3 separate regions of the Homo sapiens genome follow, and all the other regions are linked to region 3. The links are chromatin contacts, found by Hi-C or POLR2A ChIA-PET in ENCODE. All regions are on one chromosome and are shown on one strand. Each heading gives the region's core, a stretch centred on a gene start or an enhancer-like site at or near the end of the contact. The rest is flanking DNA. Distances are from core to core; before and after follow the strand shown.

Region 1 (3,127 bases), core at 450-2,949, 200 kb after region 3:
AAGTTTTGCAAAGGGAGTCTTCCAGCCATGTTCCATTTGATCTTTTGCCTTTTGTACTGTGCCCTTCTTCCTTCCTGGAGGATAGATTCTGTACCTTAGACGTGCAAAAAGCCTTTCAGCCACAGAATCAAAACCTACAAGTTGTGGAAGGCAGAGCAGGAAGACACTAGAAGTCTGTGTCTTTAATCACAGTTTTGAGGTGTCATACCAGCCCTGCAATACTTATCCTTGATATGGTTAGGCTTTGCGTTCCCACCCAAATCTCATCTTGAATTGTAATCCTCAAGTGTTGAGGGAGAGACCTGGTGGAGGGTGATTGAATCAAGGGGGCAGTTTTCCCCATGCTGTTTTCATGATAGTAAGTGAGTTCTCATGAGATCTGATGGTTTTGTAAGTGTTTGACATTTCCTCCTATATACACTCTTTCTCTCTCCTGCTGCTTTGTGAAGAAGGTGCATGCTTCCCCTTCTGCCTTGATTGTAAGTTTCCTGAGGCCTCCCCAGCCATGTGGAACTGTGAGTCAATTAAACCTCTTTCCTTTACAAATTACCCAGCCTTGGGTATTCCTTTATAGCAGTGTAAAAGTGAACTAACACAATCCTTAACAACGTTTTACCTCTTAAGCCAAACAATACCTTTGAGTTTAAGCCCTTATTTATAGGGATATCTGTTAACTACTACGAGTTCAGTCCCAAGCGAAACAAATATAAACGTGATTTATTTGTTTTTGCCAATCACTACTTTTAATCATTTTTGGTTGAATCTCTTTGTCTTATTCCTCAGCAAAATATTGGTGAGATTCTATAATTCCTTTATCACTTTTAATTATAGAAACTGAGCTAAATTTAAGCATTCAATCTTGAAATTGTTTTTCATCTCTTTTAGAAAAAAAAAAAAAAGGCAATCACCATGATCCAGAAATAAAACATCCCTAAAACTGAAAGGTGAAACAGTGTCCACATTTTCAAAAATAGAGGACCTTTTAGGACCTCTAAATATTTAGACTAAGAAAGAAAATGTCAAAGAGAATCAAGATCCATGATTTAAAGTATCTAAGATCCTTTATATGAAAATATGATTTCTACTATATAGCAAATACGTGAGTAAAAGGAGTAGACAGAACTAGCATGACAGAAGCTGAGTAATCATTAGTTAAGACTGGTTTATAGAGGATTCCTATAAATATAGACCCTTAATCTTCAGGAAATATCAAAGGATATGCAAAAATAAATGATTCCACTTTATTGTCTGTTGAAATTTTGATTTTTTCAATGAAATGTTAAATAATTGTAGCTTTTTAAAAAAGTCTTGACTATTTTCTATATAAATCCTGAAAGGTAACTTTAATAAAATCTAAACTATTTCACTGGAATTTATGGGGGAAGAAAAGCATAAGTCAAGGACTGACCACATTTAGCCATCTACAATGATAATTGATAGATAATGATCTTCAATGATAAAAATCATTATTTTGCATTGAAAAATGTATTGTATATTATTACCAAAAGATGAACGCAGTTCCATGGAAAAAAGTAGAAATTTTTAATATAGAGTATTATCTGTGTTTTGAGAACATAAATCACCCTGCACTTTCCTTCTGGCTTCTTGGCAACCTCCAATTTTAAATTCCATCAATAGGTGTAGCCCACGTAACATAAAACTCAGATGGCAGTATGTGCATCTTTCTATTTGCTTTGGCAGACTTCTCATCTCTCTTAATAAGACTTGGATAACACGTGGAAATCAATAAAATTATAGTTGGTTATGAAAGACGGCAATCCTAGCTTATTCAGGGTTTTGTATTCCACCTCCTAGGGAACAAAAATTCCACAGATTTTATGCTTCTTCGGGTGGCTCAGTGTAGTTCCTTGGACAAACAAAGGAAGGGGATTTACACATTGTTCTTGGTGGTTTTCCCAGGTGTTTATTTTCTTTCAAAAAAAAAATCGTAGCTACTTTAGACTTGCTAGGGAAATACAAGCATTTTGGGGGCAGGCTCTCAGTTTATTTTTCTAATCTCCCTATACTATTTATTTTCAGCACCTTTGCAAGTTCTTCTTTTAGGTTGTTCTTCAACCATCAGCATTTAAGCCAATGGTTTATACATATTCCCGTGGGTATACACAGATTTATTTGGGATTCTCTGAGGAGTAATTATACTTAAATCCCTTTATTTCAAGCTCAATAATGCATATCAAAATACTCACGAGTGTGATGTTATGTAGATAACCTTGAATTTGTTGTTTTTTTTCAGTAAATCATTCTCAAACTTTCACACACTAACTGTCATAGCTAACAAATTGCAACATACCCCATACCTATTTGCATCATCCAGGTGTCTTTTCCACTGAGGTGGAAAACTGCTCTTTTAAACAGCAATGGAGTTTGACCTGCCTATCCATGATGTAACAGTTTAAAAATATACACACTGAGGTTTTAAAGATTTTTTGTAGTCAGTCAACCTGATTTACTCTTTAGAAGCATGTGCTATTTTAACGAACTCACCCACTCAAGTCTGTTGAAACATGGAAGCTGATGTGTCCATCTGACTGCAGTGGCATTCATTTCCATATTGATGGCATATATTTGTTATTTTCTGAACCTAATCATAAAGCTCATAGCCTATAACATGCAGCCTGTGGTGTTGAGACTTCTTTAGCTTTGCAATGCCAGCAATTGGTTCATGATAGCAAATGGTTGTTCAATTAATGTGGAAGAATTCTTGTGATACTAGAATCACAGGGTATCTCAACTGACCAATGTTAAAAACGAGGTCTTAACGTTCTTGAATAGGGTAGGTAGTTGATAGCTTCTGACTTGATGAGTACAGAAACTCTTCTTTGAGGGTGCAAGAAAAGGAAAGGAATGTTTGTATTCACCAGGAGAAAGATTGGAAATGTCAAAGCAGTAGAGAGGATGGCATAGCAGCTCTCTAATCCAGCTTGAAATAGAATTTTATTATCAACAGAAAGGTTCAGAGCCTTAAGCCGAAGAAAAATGTTTTCATAAAAGACTTCGTGAAATTCTAAACACAAGCAGCGCTACTTGGGAAAAAAAAAAAACAAGTGCAGCTTAAAACTGGGGACAGATGGGTTACTCTCCCCACTTATACCTTGTCAGCACCTCA
Region 2 (3,248 bases), core at 130-2,629, 140 kb after region 3:
TCTTTTCTTTTTCCTTAGGTTGATTAGGTTTAAATTGTGGGGGATATGATAGGGGATTATCCTTAAAAGAAAGAGAAAAATTCAGCACAAATCAGATATCAGAAACTTACATTTATTTTAAAAACTGCATTAGATACATCTTTTGAACACTAATGAAACAGAAAAAGTTCATAGGAACACACTTATTTGGAAATCAGCTATTTGCTTGTTAAAAAATTTTAGCTTGACTCTCTAAAGGAAATTACCAGAGACGCTGAAGACTAAACTAAACAAACCACTCATGTAGTAATTAATAAATGATAATTGGAATGAACTAGAGATATTTGTTTCCTCCTGAAGTGGCAAGTTTTATGCCTTTTAAACAACTTGCTGTTATTTTCAATGAAGAAAAGGGAAGAGAGGGGTCATGAAAAATTAGACAAATCTCAATCAGAAGTGATTTCAACACCTGGCAGGGACCTGTAAGGATGACTTTTTAGCCTCTCAAAGCTACTTCTCCCAGTAGTAAATCTGTCCAGTGCATGTCCTCTCCACCAAGAAGCATCCTTTTCCATGAATTTTGTTTTTTCTCCATTTCTTAGGAGAGGGCTGAGTCAAATATACTCTATGCACTTTTTTTTTTTTTTTTTGAGATGGAGTTTCGCTCTGTCGCCCAGGCTGGAGTGCAGTGGCACGATCTTGGCTCACTGCAACCTCCACCTGCCGGGTTCAAGCGATTCTCCTGCCTCAGCCTCAGCCTCCTGAGTAGCTGGGACTACAGGCACGTGCCACCATGCCCGGCTATTTTTTTTTTTTTGTATTTTTAGTAGAGATGGGGTTTCACCATGTTGGTCAGGCTGGTCTCGAGCTCCTAACCTCGTGATCTGCCCTTCTCAGCCTCCCAAAGAGCTAGGATTACAGGTGTGAGCCACCGTGCCTGGCCTGCAGTTTTTTTAAAAAAGGAATATTTGGGATTTCACTAGGTGGAAGAACAGTTATTGTGACAAAGGTTTACATCTTAAATGGATATTTCAGCCATGCACTTTTTAGCCCATAAATAAATAAATAATAAAAAGCTGAGTTTTTAGATGAAACATGAGTTACACATCATTCCCGTATAGGTAGCAGTGTGGAATCTTTCTTTCTAGGAGGTATTCTATGCATTTAACTATTTTGCAGTAACATCAAACATGAGTCTCTGAGTTAGAAATCAAACCGATTTTCTCACCAAAATGAATGTTTGGAAAAAGTAACCTAGATTTTTACCCTTCGAAAGGAAATAATGAGACTCGCACCTCCTCTTTTCTTCAGGGTTTGACTGTTTGGCGGAGGAAGGGCATCAATGTTTATTTTCACCTGTTTTCTGTAGCATCCTGCCGATGACATCAGTGTCCTGTCTGCTGTGTTAAGGGCAATGAAGGTTATGAAACTAGAAATGAATCTAGTCTGAGAACAGATCACGCAGTCCTTCCATATGCATTGTCTTTGCAGTGGTATGAAAGTATGAGTCAGTATGACTCATTCGGCTTCCTGACCTAGCCAATTGTCTGGCTCTCCACATTAATACAGTCACCTGAACCAGCTTCTCTGTTCATTTGTGTGACCTCTTGGATTTCACCTTTCCTTTGCCAAGCATCAACTTGAAAATTTTCCTCACACATTAAGATGCATTCAAAACCTTGATATTTAGGACGATACAGACAAAATTTTTGGAGTCTCTAATATTATAGCTAAATATTATGTTTTTATAGCAAAATGTTAAATTCTTCGGAATCCAGAAGGCATTTAAGAAACAGACAGAAGTTGTTTTTTTTCACACAGATTTTTGGGGCAACCTAGTCTCACTGTACCCAAAGGGCCCAGGTTAGGAGAACTTTGAAATAAAACTGTAACTAACACCCTATTTTATACTTTCTTGATTTATCCTCCTCCCACTCCCCAGGCCATTCCCTACTTTGGATCAGAAACGGTAGACTATGGAATTTCAGAGATCATCTCTTCCAACACCTTGTCTAAAGGAGGTCATTGCAAGCAGAAAGGTGAAATGCCTTGTTTCGAGTTGATTCAGGTCTGAACCCTTGTCCTGCTTAAAGACAGAATTCTGAACAGAGTTCAGGGAACCCTGTGTAACATCAGCCTTGGAGTGGGGGAAGGGTGGGGAAGCTGAATTATTAGCAAATGGGCAAAAAGCTTTCTGAAGCAGAGAGAAAGAATTTCTACAGCCAATTAGACAAATCACCCTTAAAAGAAAACATATTTCTCGATTAAAGCCTGCCAGCATGCAATATTTCCCAATTAGTTCAAAGAACACAGTCACAGATGTTAGCCAAAATATGCTACATTCTTTAGAAGTCCTCATATCAATGCGTAGGATCTCTTTGATTTTATGAATGAGTTTCATGGTGGGTGTATGTGTGTGTTCCTTTAAAAAGAAGAAACTTATAACCTCAGAAATTTAAACAAAAACACACCCACTGAAAGCACGTCGACAGCATGGCAGATGCTTAACACTAGAGTATTGAAATGGGGAAAGTAATAGTTGCAAGTCCAAATTATCAATGTTCCAGCTTATGACACATTTGATCAAAAAGCTAAATAAAATATTATTTCTTCCATGAGTAAGGCTGCTCTATTTATCAAATAAAAACTCAGATATGGAATAATTTTTTAGTATAAGGATAGCCCAGGTAATTCCTAATTTACCTGACATTTAAATTTAACTTCAACCCTGTGTTTCATCAGGCAACCCGATTTAGGAGAGCATCAAACCCCATATCTCAGCACTTATAAAAGTATTTGTGAAAAATAAACACATATACATGCAAATCACTCTTCCACTTCTTAACAAACTTTCCTGCTTGAGGGAATTGCTAAGTCCAGAAGACAGGCCACTGGAAGAGCTATAACCAGGCACGATGCAATTTCCACCTAGAAATCCTGGAGGCTTGCACCTTCAGACAATCTGTGAGAGAAAATACATTGGATGAAAACAGGCTGGAGCAATGGTAGCAAAGTGTTTTCTTGCCCACCTTTTTGCAAGTTTTCGTCTGCTGCCAAGCGGCCAGCTGGTGTGATTTTCTTTTCCTTCGGCCAAAGTCCATTTACAAGACCTACATTGATGTTGGGTTACGTCATTGGGCAGGCAACTTTGGAGTGTGCCACAGAACATGTTGAAAATTAATCCCATTTGCTGGGAGGGTGGAGGAAGATTCATATTCTCATGACTTTAAGACTTTTGGAATGTTAGAGCTGGAAAAGCTTTATTACTT
Region 3 (3,541 bases), core at 610-3,109:
AATATATCAATCTCTTCTGAGTAGCTTCCCCCGACCAACACTAGAACCTTAATCATCTATAAAACTAAACTGAGAGGTGAACAAATTACTTAGAAACGACACTGGAGGTAGAAGACTAAAGGAGAAGCCAGGCATGGGTTAACCCATGAAGCAGGACTGCATAGCAGGATTTAGTCAACTGCTGGAGAATGTCTGCATCGAACACTACTTGTCTAATTTATCTCTTGGTCCATTTTATATGGAGGCTATGTCCACCAGCCCTGGTGCAAATGCTTACAAATGATTCTGTGTAGAACTTGCATGCAGCTTCCAGTACAGCAAGCTCTCTATCTGCAGCAGTACTCACACCATTTGAACATCTGTCAGGAAAATCAGTCTCAAAATTCTTTAAATAATAAATACTTGTAAATAATTACCATCATAAATTTCAAAGATTTCAAAGATTTTGATTGAGTTCTGAGTAGGGAAGGAATGATAAAATCAGAGAAATATGGCTATAAGTTGCTTTTGGAATAATGAAGGGTTTCCATTAGTCAAGGCACTTCTGTGCTACCATGAGCAATGCAAATTGTCTCTTTATAAACACACATCCTATGCAGAGTACCACAAAGTAGAACCAGTATGCATTATCAGCAATTGGAGTGATGTTGGTAAAGTTGTGGTTGTGGTGTGGGTTGGGAGATGATTCTGGAACTTTAGTCTGCCTGACTCTTTAAGGAAATCTAAATTTATTGAGCACTTTCCATGTGCCAACGCCTGTGATAAGCACTATGTATGTTGCCTGATTTAGACATTCAATGAGGAAATGAGCTCAGCAAACTTGGATAATTCATCCCGGATGACCTATCTAGGAAGTCGTGAATCCAGAAACTGCACCCAGGTCTATTTGCTCCAATGTGTCCTCTCTTGAGTATTTTACTATATTTTTGTCTTGTTACTATGATCATTCAATTTATTTTAAAAATTCAACATGGTTAGAAAAGAAAGCATAGATACACGTGAGAAGGTGAAACATGAACTCTACTGCCAGCATATAGGCGAGGTAACTTAGAAGAGTGGAAGGTTGCTCACCTGTACTGACAAGAGAGGTGGCCAAAGAAAATGGAGCCATGAGGACAGACGGACAGCAGCATTGAAGGGAAACTGATTACCTCACTCATCTCTTTACCTCCACTTGTCTACCTGCTCATCTCCACTAATGCCAGCCTCCTCATTCAGGATCAAATATGTTGATCATGCTCTCACTTCAGGCCCTTTGTCCTTGCTGGTCCCATTGCCTGAATCATTCTTCCCCTAGACAGTCTCAGTGCTCTTTTTCTTGCCTCCTGCAGATCTTTGCTCAAATGGTAGCTTCTCCCAGGGCATTATTTGACATTGTATCCCTCTGGCATTCCCAGTCCCTCATTCCTGGCTCATTATATACAATATGTTTATTTTAAAACATCTATTTCTCCCAACATAATTAAAGCCTCTTTGAGGACAGGGATGTTTGTTTGTTATTTTGAATGTTTTATCCTTAGCACCAAGCACATTGTCTGACATATGGTTGGTCTGACATCTGCCCTCAGTAAATATTTACTAAATAAATTCACTAATCAACAAATATCACAAAAATAATTCTTATGCCAAAGTGACATATTTTGGGGTGGCATACCCTGATCCCTTTCAGCTCCTTCCCCCATACTAAGCAAAGGTTACTGTTCTATATGGCTGCAAAAACATCAGCCAGTGTAAAAGCAGTCATTCTATAGGCAAGCAGGCACATTCCTAGTATTCTTTAAGGTGGAAGTCATTCACTAGAGCTGACAAATCTTTGATTCTTTGAACTGGGGAATAATTGTTTTGGTTTCTAAGTCCTGCTTGGGTTGAGCAAACACATACCTGGCTCATTATCAATAACCTTCTTAGTTAGGCAAATAGGTGACAATGTCAATAGGAATTTCAAAAATATGTGTGCTGGCAAAATAAACTCTGCCTTTGGAAACATCATCACAATTTAACTGGTTCTAAGTTACTCAGGCAGCCTAGGTCATTGTGTGCCAATGCACTGAAATTGCCCTTTAACAAAACTGGCACTGGCAGCTAGCAGTCAAAATTGAAATGTTTCAGCCAACAGAGCTGCTTTGGAATCTTTCCCACATACCAATAAATCTCTTGATCTTGGGAAAACATTTCCCGATATTCAGGAACTTTTCTATTGTTCGTTGCAACTTTCCCCAGAGGACACATAAGGCTTTCCTAGACCTTTGGACACCCACATAACCTTCATATACTAAGTGCTCAGGTCAGAAGTAAGCAACATTCACTGGGGGCTGTGATTTGAACACTAACTTTCTGCTTTTTTAAAATGTAAGGGGTGAAGAAAGGGCCTGAGAATTTCTCTGCATTGAGGTGAAGTCTCGTGTATGGAGTTCGAGTCTGCTCTGTCTTCATAGCGACGTCACTATAACATTGTCCCTAATGCACTCTCAGTGAGGAGCTAACTGCTACTGAAAGTTTCAAATTTTATGTAAAAATAAATCTGTGATAATCACCTTTCTCCTGTTAACCAGCTTATTGTTGAAGTTAAGCATTCTTGAAGACACACACATTTGGTAATCTAATGTATGATCAGATTTTGGTGCTCTAAACAAATCATCTTTCCCACAGTATGTTCCTTAAACATTAACTCTATAAGGTCTCATAAAAAGGAAAGTTTTCTAAGACTAAGTGACTTATGAAATTCTGTATCTAATCCTCTTTTGTAGAGTTGTCATATATATTGGTGACCTGAAAAGGGCTACAAAGACTAAATCTGTTTCACTTGGCTTATTCCAGAATTTGCCAAATTTGACTGTAATTCCCCTTTTCTTCTGTTAGATCTAGTGACATTCTGCAGAACTAGCAAGCATTCTAGGAAACTCAACTTTGACAACACTATTCTAAATACAGCAAACACAATCAAATGTTGTTCAGAAGTCAGAGTTCTTAAAACTTCAGCCTTTGGTTTTTCGGCAGTCTCCATATGGGATTATTTTAGAATAGGGGTCTTCAAACTTCTTCTGTAAAGGGACACATAGTAAATATGTTAGACGCTTTACAAGACACATAGTCTCTGTCCTTTGCAACTAGCTACTCAACTGTGCCAATGTATGAAATTAGCCACAGATAATATGTAAACAAATGAGTGGCTGTGTTCAAACAAAACTTTATTATCAAAAACAAGCCACAGACTCAATTTGAGCCATAGGTTGTAGTTTGCAAACCTCTGTTTTAGAGTGGGGCAACCACCTCTCATTCATATCTAATACCTAATCAGTTATCTAATTCATATCTAATATCTAATTCATATCTAGTATCATATCTAGTATCTCTCATTCGTATCTAATACCTCTCATTTATATCTAATACCTAATCAGTTATCTAATTCATATCTAATATCTAATTCATATCTAATATCTAATCAGTTATCTAATACCTTAAGTTATCTAATATTATACCTAATATCTAATCAGTTATCTAATACCTTAAGGGTACATGTAAGATTAAAAAGAAGGTCACT

The links. A loop is a pair of places that touch in the nucleus more often than their neighbours do. ChIA-PET counts read pairs that join two places held with the same protein, here RNA polymerase II (POLR2A). Pooled maps may share reads with other maps.
Region 1: a map of PC-9 shows a loop between it and region 3 (11-fold over the local background). The contact joins two enhancer-like sites. A Hi-C loop is called at or near these places in 2 of 168 maps with a recorded cell type or tissue (PC-3 and PC-9) and 1 of 50 pooled maps. POLR2A ChIA-PET finds 5 or more read pairs at or near these places in 1 of 52 experiments (activated T-cell).
Region 2: a loop to region 3 is called in a map of PC-9, with 8 times the contacts of the local background. The contact joins two enhancer-like sites. A Hi-C loop is called at or near these places in 7 of 168 maps with a recorded cell type or tissue (Calu3, MCF 10A, PC-3 and 3 more) and 3 of 50 pooled maps. POLR2A ChIA-PET finds 5 or more read pairs at or near these places in 3 of 52 experiments (HEK293 and WTC11).

What each region holds. Positions count from the first base shown.
Region 1 is chr2:150,186,637-150,189,763 of GRCh38, forward strand. All of the region lies in intron 1 of LINC01818 (long intergenic non-protein coding RNA 1818), which reads left to right. Among named protein-coding and RNA genes, the nearest start is that of LINC01818, 19 kb to the left of the region's middle. Within about 2 kb of position 1,700, at least 2 of the 41 ENCODE cell types and tissues checked have a DNase peak (open chromatin) inside an H3K27ac peak, as active enhancers do; they include PC-3 and PC-9, where a contact is called at or near this core.
Region 2 is chr2:150,132,337-150,135,584 of GRCh38, forward strand. No RefSeq gene overlaps it. Among named protein-coding and RNA genes, the nearest start is that of LINC01818, 36 kb to the right of the region's middle. Within about 2 kb of position 1,380, at least 4 of the 41 ENCODE cell types and tissues checked have a DNase peak (open chromatin) inside an H3K27ac peak, as active enhancers do; they include PC-3, PC-9 and endothelial cell of umbilical vein, where a contact is called at or near this core.
Region 3 is chr2:149,987,757-149,991,297 of GRCh38, forward strand. No RefSeq gene overlaps it. Among named protein-coding and RNA genes, the nearest start is that of LINC01931, 130 kb to the left of the region's middle. Within about 2 kb of position 1,860, at least 7 of the 41 ENCODE cell types and tissues checked have a DNase peak (open chromatin) inside an H3K27ac peak, as active enhancers do; they include PC-3, PC-9 and endothelial cell of umbilical vein, where a contact is called at or near this core.